2 separate regions of the Mus musculus genome follow, and region 1 is linked to region 2. The links are chromatin contacts, found by Hi-C or POLR2A ChIA-PET in ENCODE. All regions are on one chromosome and are shown on one strand. The core of a region is the stretch at or near the end of the contact, and the rest is flanking DNA. Distances in the headings are between cores, read along the strand shown. Region 1 overlaps Smarca2 (SWI/SNF related, matrix associated, actin dependent regulator of chromatin, subfamily a, member 2). Region 2 holds the start of Smarca2 (SWI/SNF related, matrix associated, actin dependent regulator of chromatin, subfamily a, member 2).

Region 1 (4,305 bases), core at 1,334-3,833, 38 kb after region 2:
GAAACCGCAAGGCCTGGACCCGGTGGAGATCCTGCAGGAACGAGAGTACAGGTAGCGCCAGGCCATTCCCAGGACCAGGGGTTGATACTTGCCTCGTGGGGCAGTGACCTCATGGGGACACTGGGAGGGGTGAAGAGAGGGCAAAGAGGGTTTAGGCTGTGACCGTGGTTTCAGAACATTTGTAGAGTAAGTTCACGTGCTGTTGGGCCGGTCCTTATGTGTTGTTGAGTAGGACAGACTGATTTTCTTTCATTTGGCCAGAAACGTTTACCCACCCGGTCTGTCTACTTGCCAAGGTGCTTAGAATACACCGATCAAAAGCCCAGCCCAGAGTTCCTGAACCTCAGGGCGTGTCACCTCACGCTAGGATCATGAGATGATCCGGTTTTGTGTTCTGGAACAACTGATGACTTAGATAGTCATGTTGAGTATGTTGTCTGGGTCCATCCTTCAGAACTCTGGCCCAGCTCACGGGCCAGTTTGAGCAGAACTCAGAAGCTTGCTGCTTCGCTCTGCACAATGTGTTCTGTGTTTTAATTCGCTCATGTTTTAGTCTAGAGCTTGGCCCAGGTTTAGGGATCAGCCTTAGGTATCTGTCTTCAAACGGGATCCTTAGTTAAACTTGGAATCCAGGCACTAGTCACCTGATTTGACACAGTTGTATCTAAATTAGGCATTGGCAAACTTTTTCTGTAAAGGACCAGATGGGAAACATCTAATGTTTTACAGGGCCATATGTCTTAGGCACAGATAGTCAGCCCCGTCCTCTTTGTGGGAAAACACCAATAGACCGTGGCGTCTTGGCTCTGTTCCAGCAAAACTTTATTTAGAAAAGCAACTGGGGACAAGATTCGGCCCACGGGTGTCACTTAGCCGGCCCTTCAGGTCAGTGGTTAGCAACCACGAAAACGTGAGTGCAGCAAGACTGAAGATGAAGCAAAACTGAGGCTTTGATTTCTGCGGCCTGCCTGGAAGCATGCTCTGCCAGGAACAGCTCTGTGGTCTTGGGCAGGTTACATCATTTTTCTGCGACTTATATGTTAAAAATATTATAGTCTTTTCTCATAGAGTTGGGAAAGGTAATGCGTTCTGTAAGCTTTCAGTAATATTGGTGTCTGCCATTTTCCCCGTGTTACTTGAAGTAAATGCAAAGTAGATGGGAAAACTAACAGAGAATGCTAGCCAGGAAGCAGTGTTTGGGTTCTCTTTAAAAGTGTTGTCTTAATCTTTATTAAAAGGCATGTAGCTTGTTATGAACTAAGTAAAACATCACTGGTTTGTGGAGTCGTTTTGGAGACATCCCAGCAACCAGGTATTAGATGTGGGTCACGTTTTGAGTGGAAACATGACTTCATTTTCTCATTTCTGTTGGTGGTTATCACTGGGAGCATTTCTTCTGTCGTTCCCAGCTTGTCATTGTGCTTCCTGGGCATCAGGGTCAGGTATTCATCATCGGTGACAGGCACAGTCTTTTGAATAAGAACTAGTGTATCATAAAGTCAAACATGAGGATACCCAGGGCAGAAAATCTCATCAGATGCAATATCTTTATGTTGAATAAAAGAAGGCATAAGTAGTTGTTGGGGTGGTGGTAGTGGTCAGTTATAAGAAAGAGCAGAATTATGTGGCTATCCTGAAATTCTAACTTGCCTAAAATCTACCATGCTTTAGCCCTGCCCAGAAGGTGCAAAGATGCCAGAAGCTTTGCTAGCTCATGCAATTTACCCTCGGAAGACATTCACTGTACCTAGATATTTTATGTAACACTGGCCTTTTTTCTCTTTCTCAGCCTTGTGTATGTGTGCATGTGTGTATATATATGTGTCCATGGGTGTGTATGTGCATGAATGTGCACATGTGTTTGGATAAGCTGCTTTGTGGACTCCTAAACTTGTTTTGTCATTGTTGCTAGGATTTTAATGACAGGGCTCTCCTATAATCTCATTTTAATGCCATTTTAAAAAGTGTGAGTTTGAATGGATTGTCTTCCAAAGTATTAAATAGTGCTATTTGTCTATTTCAATGTATAAAAGTAACCTATATGATCTTAATTAAATTTTATTGCATCTATTCACATATTTATTTGTTTGTTTGTTTTTCATTTATAGCACATCTGAGCTACTTCACAGATGTGGAAGTCAGACAACAACCTGTGGGAGTAGTTGTTGTTGGTTCTTTTTTTCCTTCTGTTATATGGTTTCTGGAGATTAAGCACGGGGTTGTAAATTTGGTAGCAACTGAGCCATTTCACTAACCCCATCCTCCTATTTTTAATAAAAATGACATCTACTAGCATTCTTTAAACTGTGGTGCAGGGTGATGCATGCCTCTAATCTCAGCATATGGAAATCTGTGGCAGGAACATCATGAAACCAAAGCCAGTTTAGGGTACATGATGAGACCCTATCTCTTAAAACAAAACAACTCAAAATCAAGTGCCTATGAGAATGTAGCTGAAGAGCTGTTTTTCGTATTGTTACTGTTTGATAAATGTGTCCACCTTGGTAAAGCTGAAGTTGTGTGGTTTGGGGGTTGCCAAAAACCTGGTGGGACCTTTGGCCTAAATCTCCCCATGGCCATCTGGGAAAGAGCGAACTCATGCTGGCAGCTTTTCAGGGGCATGCCTTATCTTGTTTAGTCATGGAACAATAGCTGACTTCTGCCTGTATAAAGACACATTGTTCAACCTCAGAGATTAGGTTTATCATCGAAGGGGTTACATTAAGTTTCTTACATACTCAGAAAAGGCAGTTATGAGAATCTTTCTCTCCTGTTCCCTTTGACGGGCTAGCTCACCAGACTTCTGCCTGATCCATAGACTCTGCCTGGCCTCTACAACCCTCTCACCTGGCTAAGGATTTGAGTAAGGTCCTAAGAGTTCTCTTTTGGGATTTCATGGACTCTGTGAAGCTTACAGAACACATTACAAAGCAAAATATCATGCAACAGAAACCCCACAACAGATGTTCATTTCATTGGCTACAGTCCTTGTCTGCACAAATTGGAAGGGAATTATTAGGGAGTTATAGTTCTTTAAGCCAGTTGGCTGCTCTTCCCGGTTTGCCTTAAACTCAGAATCTTTTTTTGTTGTTGTTGTTGTTGTTGTTGTTGTTGTTGTTGTTGTTGTTGTTGCAGCCTAAGTGAGTTTCTGCCTGTGCACACTCTGCTTGGCCTCAGATCTCTAACAGCCCTGGCCTTGAAACATTTATCTCCCCTTTATTTTGGATCATTTCCTTTCGACTCTCTTATCATTTCTAATGGAAATGTGTTCTTTCTTTGGTGTCAGACAGTCTTACCTGCTGCACTAGCCCCTTAACACCCACCCCCCCCCCATTTTGGGGGCTTGAGTTCTTGACTCTAACTATAGCCAACTTCATTCCCTTTCACATTCGATCAAAGAGTACTTTAGGAGCTTATGCACTGACATGTCAACTAGGTCTGTGAAAACAAATGTTCGCATGGAGGATGCGTGTTACCCTTAGGAGGGTTTATTTGAGAAAGGCAGTTTTGAATTACATCAGGCCTCTGGTCTCAAAAGGGAAGTGAGTAGGGAAACAGGTCAGGAGACGTGTGCATGCATGTGTTGCATGTGTGTGTGTATGTGTGTGTGTTTCCTTGTCTTGTCCTGTGTGTGTGTGATTTTCCTTGTCTTGCCTTGTGTATGTGTGTGTTTCCTTGTCTTGCCTTGTGTGTGTGTGTGTGTGTGTGTGTGTGTGTGTGTGTGTGTGTGTGTGTGTGTATGTGTGTGCGTATGTGTGTCTGTGTTTCCTTGTCTTGCCCTCACCACCATCACAAACCTGGAAACTCCTTTTTAGGAATCACCAATAGCCACTGTGCCAGAAGAGCCACCAAAGTCACACATGTTCCCTTTCTCTCACCCTCGATCTGTAAAGTGTCACTCAGCTCCTTGAAGGGACAAAATGTACCAGTGTCATTTTCTGTTCAAATAACTCTCCTACGGGAATCATAAACTTCTCCCCTGGACTTGAACAAATATCTGTTGCCTTTAATGGAACTCTTTTCCTTGGCAAAACTGTAACCCCTCTTGATTTACTCTTCAGTCTGTATGAAAAATCTGAGTGACCTAATTCTGCTTCAATCTTCTGTGCTCGTGAGGACACTAAATGAGCCTCCTGCAGTCAGGCAGGATTACATCTTGTTGTTGTTTTGGGAAGTTTGGAATCCTGACTCTCTTTATCAGACTTCCTGCTGAATCTCATTGATGGGGAGATGAAATTGTCCAGGAGAGGAGCATTATTTAAAATGAAGATTTCTATTAAGCACAACAACAGAGATAGGAGTTGG
Region 2 (4,556 bases), core at 30-2,529:
GCCTCTGATTTAAAATCTCCTAACATTCTTTCACACTTCATAAAACTAAAAATAAAACCGCCTCACCAAATAGTGACCTAGGGTCCGGCAGACATACTGTATTTCAAGGAAAACTGAAACACTAGCTCTCCAAACCACTACGTGCAGGCAAATTGCAGTTTGTAGCCTTAATTGGTCTTAAATGTGGGGTGGAAGAGAGAGGAGACTTCGGTCTGTAGAGATTGAGATTTATTTCCCTTTTTAAATCAAAAGCAGATCCCATGGTTCAGCTGCCCCCTGACTCTCCCGCCCTACCCTCGCGGGTCGTTCTCTCCTCCCACATTTTTATGTATATTTTATTCGAAGACGACAGGTGAGGGGAGGTGAAAGTGCTTCGTGCCTTTCCGAAGTAAACAGAGGGGTTAGGAGGGTTTATCTGGGTTTATTTATTTACTAGGCGGCCGGCCTCTCAGCTGTTTCTCTTCTCTGGCATTTGGAAGCTTGCAGTCCTTTAGGGATGAGACAGATTTGGCAAGCTCGCTCTTTGTGCCGCCTCCCTTTTCACTGGGGGCTGGGGATGGGTGGGAAGAACGCAAATTTATGACAGCCTTGAGAGAAACGGGGAGGAGGCGGGGGTCGAAAAAGTTTCAGCTCGTATGATAATGCCCATTCCCTCCCACCCCCGCGGCCAACACTGCCACAAACAGCTTTGGTGCCACCCGGAGCCCTGCCCCCGCCGTCCCCTCCCTTTCTCTCTGCAGGCTCGAGCTGGCAGGCGCAGGCACACTTAAATTCCAGCACGGTCTCCACATTCCCCAGAACTACTACGCTCGATTACTACGGCTGCCCTCCCCTTCGCTTCGGGGGGTTCCCCCAGTCTCCTCGGAGAAGCTCGGAAGGCTACTGCCAGCTAAAGGATGTGCGGCTCCCGAGTCCAGCAGGGCTGCGGGCTGGTTGCTTGTCCTGCGCAGTTTCTCTGCTCCAGGCACAAACACGGCGGAGAGCCGGCGCCTCGCAGACACACACAGATCCACGCATACAGTAGAGCTGTCTAGATCCACATTCTTGCACACCGCCCCCTGCTCCCCCCGCGCGCTCCCGGAGTCGCTGAGCAGGGCGAGTGACAGGAGCGTCCCACCAACCCGCGCCGGGCCGGGCAGGGAGGAGCGGCTCGCGGGGCCAACTGCGGCGCGTCTTCCGGCGCCCGTGGAGGCGGCGAGGGTGGGACGCGGGGCGGAGCCCGAGTTTAGGAAGAGGAGGGGACGGCTGTCATCAATGAAGTCATATTCATAATCTAGTCCTCGCTCCCTCTGTTTCTGTACTCTGGGTGACTCAGAGAGGGAAGATTCAGCCAGCACACTGCTCGCGAGCAAGGTAAATATAACTTACAACTCCTTTCTCTTCTCTCCACGGCTCCGGCCTTACAGCAGCCGCAGCGGCCGCCGAACCCCTTGGGCACCGCGCCGCCTTCGCCCCGGATTATGCATCCTTATCCTAATCATTATTTATTGTGCATGCTGGAAGACCAAAACAAACAGGCGGGCCAACCGCTACAACAACAAAAAAGCCCGCCTCTTCCCCGCGGGCCTCAGGTGGAATGCTCTAACCACAGCTCCCGGGTGGCGATAAAAGAAACAAAGTTTCAACCGAACCTCGCCGTTCTAATAATAACAGTAATAATTACTACTTCGAGGGGGCAAGGAGAAGAAATCCCAACATGTCACAGCCTTGACCCTGGGCAGGTTGACAGTGATGCGCTGCCAACTCAGGGTTGCAACACACTCTCCGCCAGGTTGCATCCCCCCCCCCCTCCTATCCCCTAAAAAGCAGAGGTGGGGAGGGCTAGTGGCAAGAGGAGAGGGGGATTTGGGAACTCCGGGCCGGGGGGCGGAGGGGTTGGGAGGCGGGGGACTGGAAACGCGACAGTTCACCCCGAGCCATCCTCCCCGTTAGAGTTGGAAGGGAACAGGAAAGGAGGGAAGGAGGGTGAGGAGCCCGGGCTGGCGGCAGGGCGCCAACCAACACGGCTGCTATTCGCCTCCCGGGGACTTGTTTAAAGGGCTCCGGCTGCGGGGACGAGAGCAGATCTTGGCGGTAGTAGTCTGGGATGGCGCACTGAGCGGGCGGCGGCCACTACCACAGGGTTGGTGCCTTGGGGCTCCGAGGTGTCACCTCCACTCCCGGGGTTCCCTAGGGCAGGGAAGGGAATGTTGATTGGTGACAGGCCTTTAGGTGAAAGGGTTGGCCCCGGGGGCTATGGCCGTGGCGCCGCGGACCCTCTTGTCTGGTACCTAGAGGCAGCGCGGGCTAGGATGTTGAAGTTCGGGGTGTCCAGCCCGGGTCTCATTACAGAGGGTGGAAGGAAGCCCCAAGGAAAGAGGTCCGAGGTGTCCACTAGGCTCTGTTAGCCTCCCCTCCCCTCTCTGGGTTTGTTTTCTTTTGCTTGGTGTCTTTCCTTGGCAAGCGCCGAGGAAGCTGCAGACGCGGGGCGCCTGGGATGGTCTGAGTGTCAGGGGCGCACAGGGACCCGGGAGAGCCACGGCGGCTGAGGGCTGGGGAGGCCATGATCCGGATAATCCTCTCTGCCTGACTGTCACAACAGGACCCGCACGCACCCGGGCAGCGGCCGCGGCGTTCGCCCGGGAAGGGGAAGGGCTGCAGTGGGGAGGAAACAGGGGGTGGCGAAGGAGGGAGGCGGGGAGAGCCGGTGGGAGCCTCCTCCTAGCGATGACACTCACCCCTTCCTTCTTGCTCCCTGCTTTCGAGTTTGCTTTATTCCCATCCCAACATAGTTCACCCCTTCCCTTGCCTCCTCCTCCTCCCCCATCGCTGGGCTGCCTCCCCTCCCATTGGCGTTGCAAAACAGGGCCACGCCATCTGCATAGGTGTCGCGATGTACTTCCCCAAATCACCGGTCCAGCGCGCCAGCCCCTGGGCGCCCTCCAGCCACCAAGCGCACACCAGCACAGTGCCCCCCGGTGCCCCGCACCAGGCCGCGCAGCCTGGACGCAGTGACACCGCTCCGGGCGGGGCGCAGCGCTGAGGACTCTAGGGGACACCCGCGCTCCGGCCCGGGCGCTCACGCTGGTTTCCGGTACCTGCAGGAGATCGCCGGGTGCGGGTGTCTGCATTCACCCCTGCGGCCTGGATTACATTATTATTTTTTTATACCGGTTGCTATTCGCTGCGGATAGTGGTGAGCGCCGGGCTGGTAGGGCTGCCTGGGGGATGGGGGCGGAGGGAAGTTGGACACCAATCAACCCGGAAAAAAAAAGTTTGGCAGTGCTGCAAGTCGGATGGAGGGGCTGGAGGGGGCGGCGGGCTGGCGTGAGTGTGCAGTGCGCTAGGGACCAGTGAGTGGCGAGCTGCGCGGGCTGCGTCTCTAGCCGGAGCACTCCCGGGAGCCGGACGCAGAGCCGGCTGGGTCTGGCGGCGGGAGGCGGTGGCGGTGCGTGCGGCGGCGAGGGCGAGTGCGTGGCGCGCGCGAGCGGCGGAGAATCAGGAAGTCACCGCGGCGAAGCGCACAGACGTGTTTGATCGCCGTGACATGACGCGCGCGAGGGAGGAAGAGGAGGTGGCGGGGGCCGGGCCGCGGGCGCCGGCCTAAGCCGCGCTGTGCACACCGCTCCCTCGCAGCCCCGGGCGGCGCCAGCTCGAGAGCCCTGGCCGTTCAGCGTCGCCCAGGTAAGGAGCCGGCTCCTCCCGCTGTCGCCGCCGCCGCCCGCTGAGCTTTCTAGGTCTTTCTCTGCCGACCCCCCTCCCATCTTTGGCTCGCCTTCCGTGCAAAGTCAGGCAGGCAATCGATTGCAGGGAAAACTTTCCAGCGGGAGGCACTGCGCGGGGGAGATGGAGGCCTCGCGGGTGGCTGGCGTGGTCAGTTCTTTCTGCTCCAGGTCCGGAGAGAGTGAGTCGCTGTGCCCTGCGGCTGTTGCACGTTCAAACTTCGGGCCTAAATGTGCTTCCAACTCTCGCAGGATTTACTCCACGAAGAAAATAAACACCCCAAGCGGTCCACTCTCTCGCGGGGGCCCTTGGGGGTGTTTAAAGCGAAGGAGGATGGTGTAGGAGGGGAGAGAGCGAGGGCGTAGTGCAGAATCATTCCTCATTCAGTGTCTGCACCGGGTGTTATGTAATTTTAGTGGCACATGGGTGCGAAGCCCACACTGGGCTTCTCCCTCCTTTGTTTATATAACTTTTGGGGAGTTTTGCCAGGCTGTCTCCATTATCCCCTCCTCCCCGGTGCAGTGGAGGTTGGTACTTTTGAAAACAGCAGAGTGACCGGAGTTAGCACTGTTTTATAGAGGTGTCATCATTGTGTCCTTTTTAGTCATCTCGTTGACACAGATTCCTTTGTATGTTTAACAATGGAACATAAGGAAGACGTTAAGTACTCACGTTTGTTCTTTGTGCCTTGTGGTGCTGTTTGAAGTTTCAGTTAATCTTCAGACTTCTTTTCACCTGGCTTGCTTGCCTTGCTGGTGGGAACACCTAAGATGGTTTGAGACTTTCTTCGGTTTGTATAGCACAAAAATCCTCTCCACCACTCAGAAAACAGTGAGAACTCGTCCAGTATAAAA

The links. A loop is a pair of places that touch in the nucleus more often than their neighbours do. ChIA-PET counts read pairs that join two places held with the same protein, here RNA polymerase II (POLR2A).
Region 1: a loop to region 2 is called in a map of heart, with 2.5 times the contacts of the local background. The contact joins the enhancer-like site here to the promoter of Smarca2 in region 2. A Hi-C loop is called at or near these places in 9 of 37 maps with a recorded cell type or tissue (T-helper 17 cell, heart, left cerebral cortex and 1 more). POLR2A ChIA-PET finds 5 or more read pairs at or near these places in 1 of 5 experiments (Patski).

What each region holds. Positions count from the first base shown.
Region 1 is chr19:26,640,599-26,644,903 of GRCm38, forward strand. It overlaps Smarca2 (SWI/SNF related, matrix associated, actin dependent regulator of chromatin, subfamily a, member 2), which reads left to right. Exons shown (of 33, transcript NM_011416.2): 5 at 1-51. Among named protein-coding and RNA genes, the nearest start is that of Gm20616, 19 kb to the left of the region's middle. Within about 2 kb of position 2,584, at least 1 of the 3 ENCODE cell types and tissues checked has a DNase peak (open chromatin) inside an H3K27ac peak, as active enhancers do.
Region 2 is chr19:26,603,881-26,608,436 of GRCm38, forward strand. It overlaps Smarca2 (SWI/SNF related, matrix associated, actin dependent regulator of chromatin, subfamily a, member 2), which reads left to right and starts at 1,280. Exons shown (of 33, transcript NM_011416.2): 1 at 1,280-1,353. Gm52395 (a long non-coding RNA gene) reads right to left here and starts at 2,630. Exons shown (of 7, transcript XR_003952911.1): 1 at 2,271-2,630; 2 at 1,369-2,169.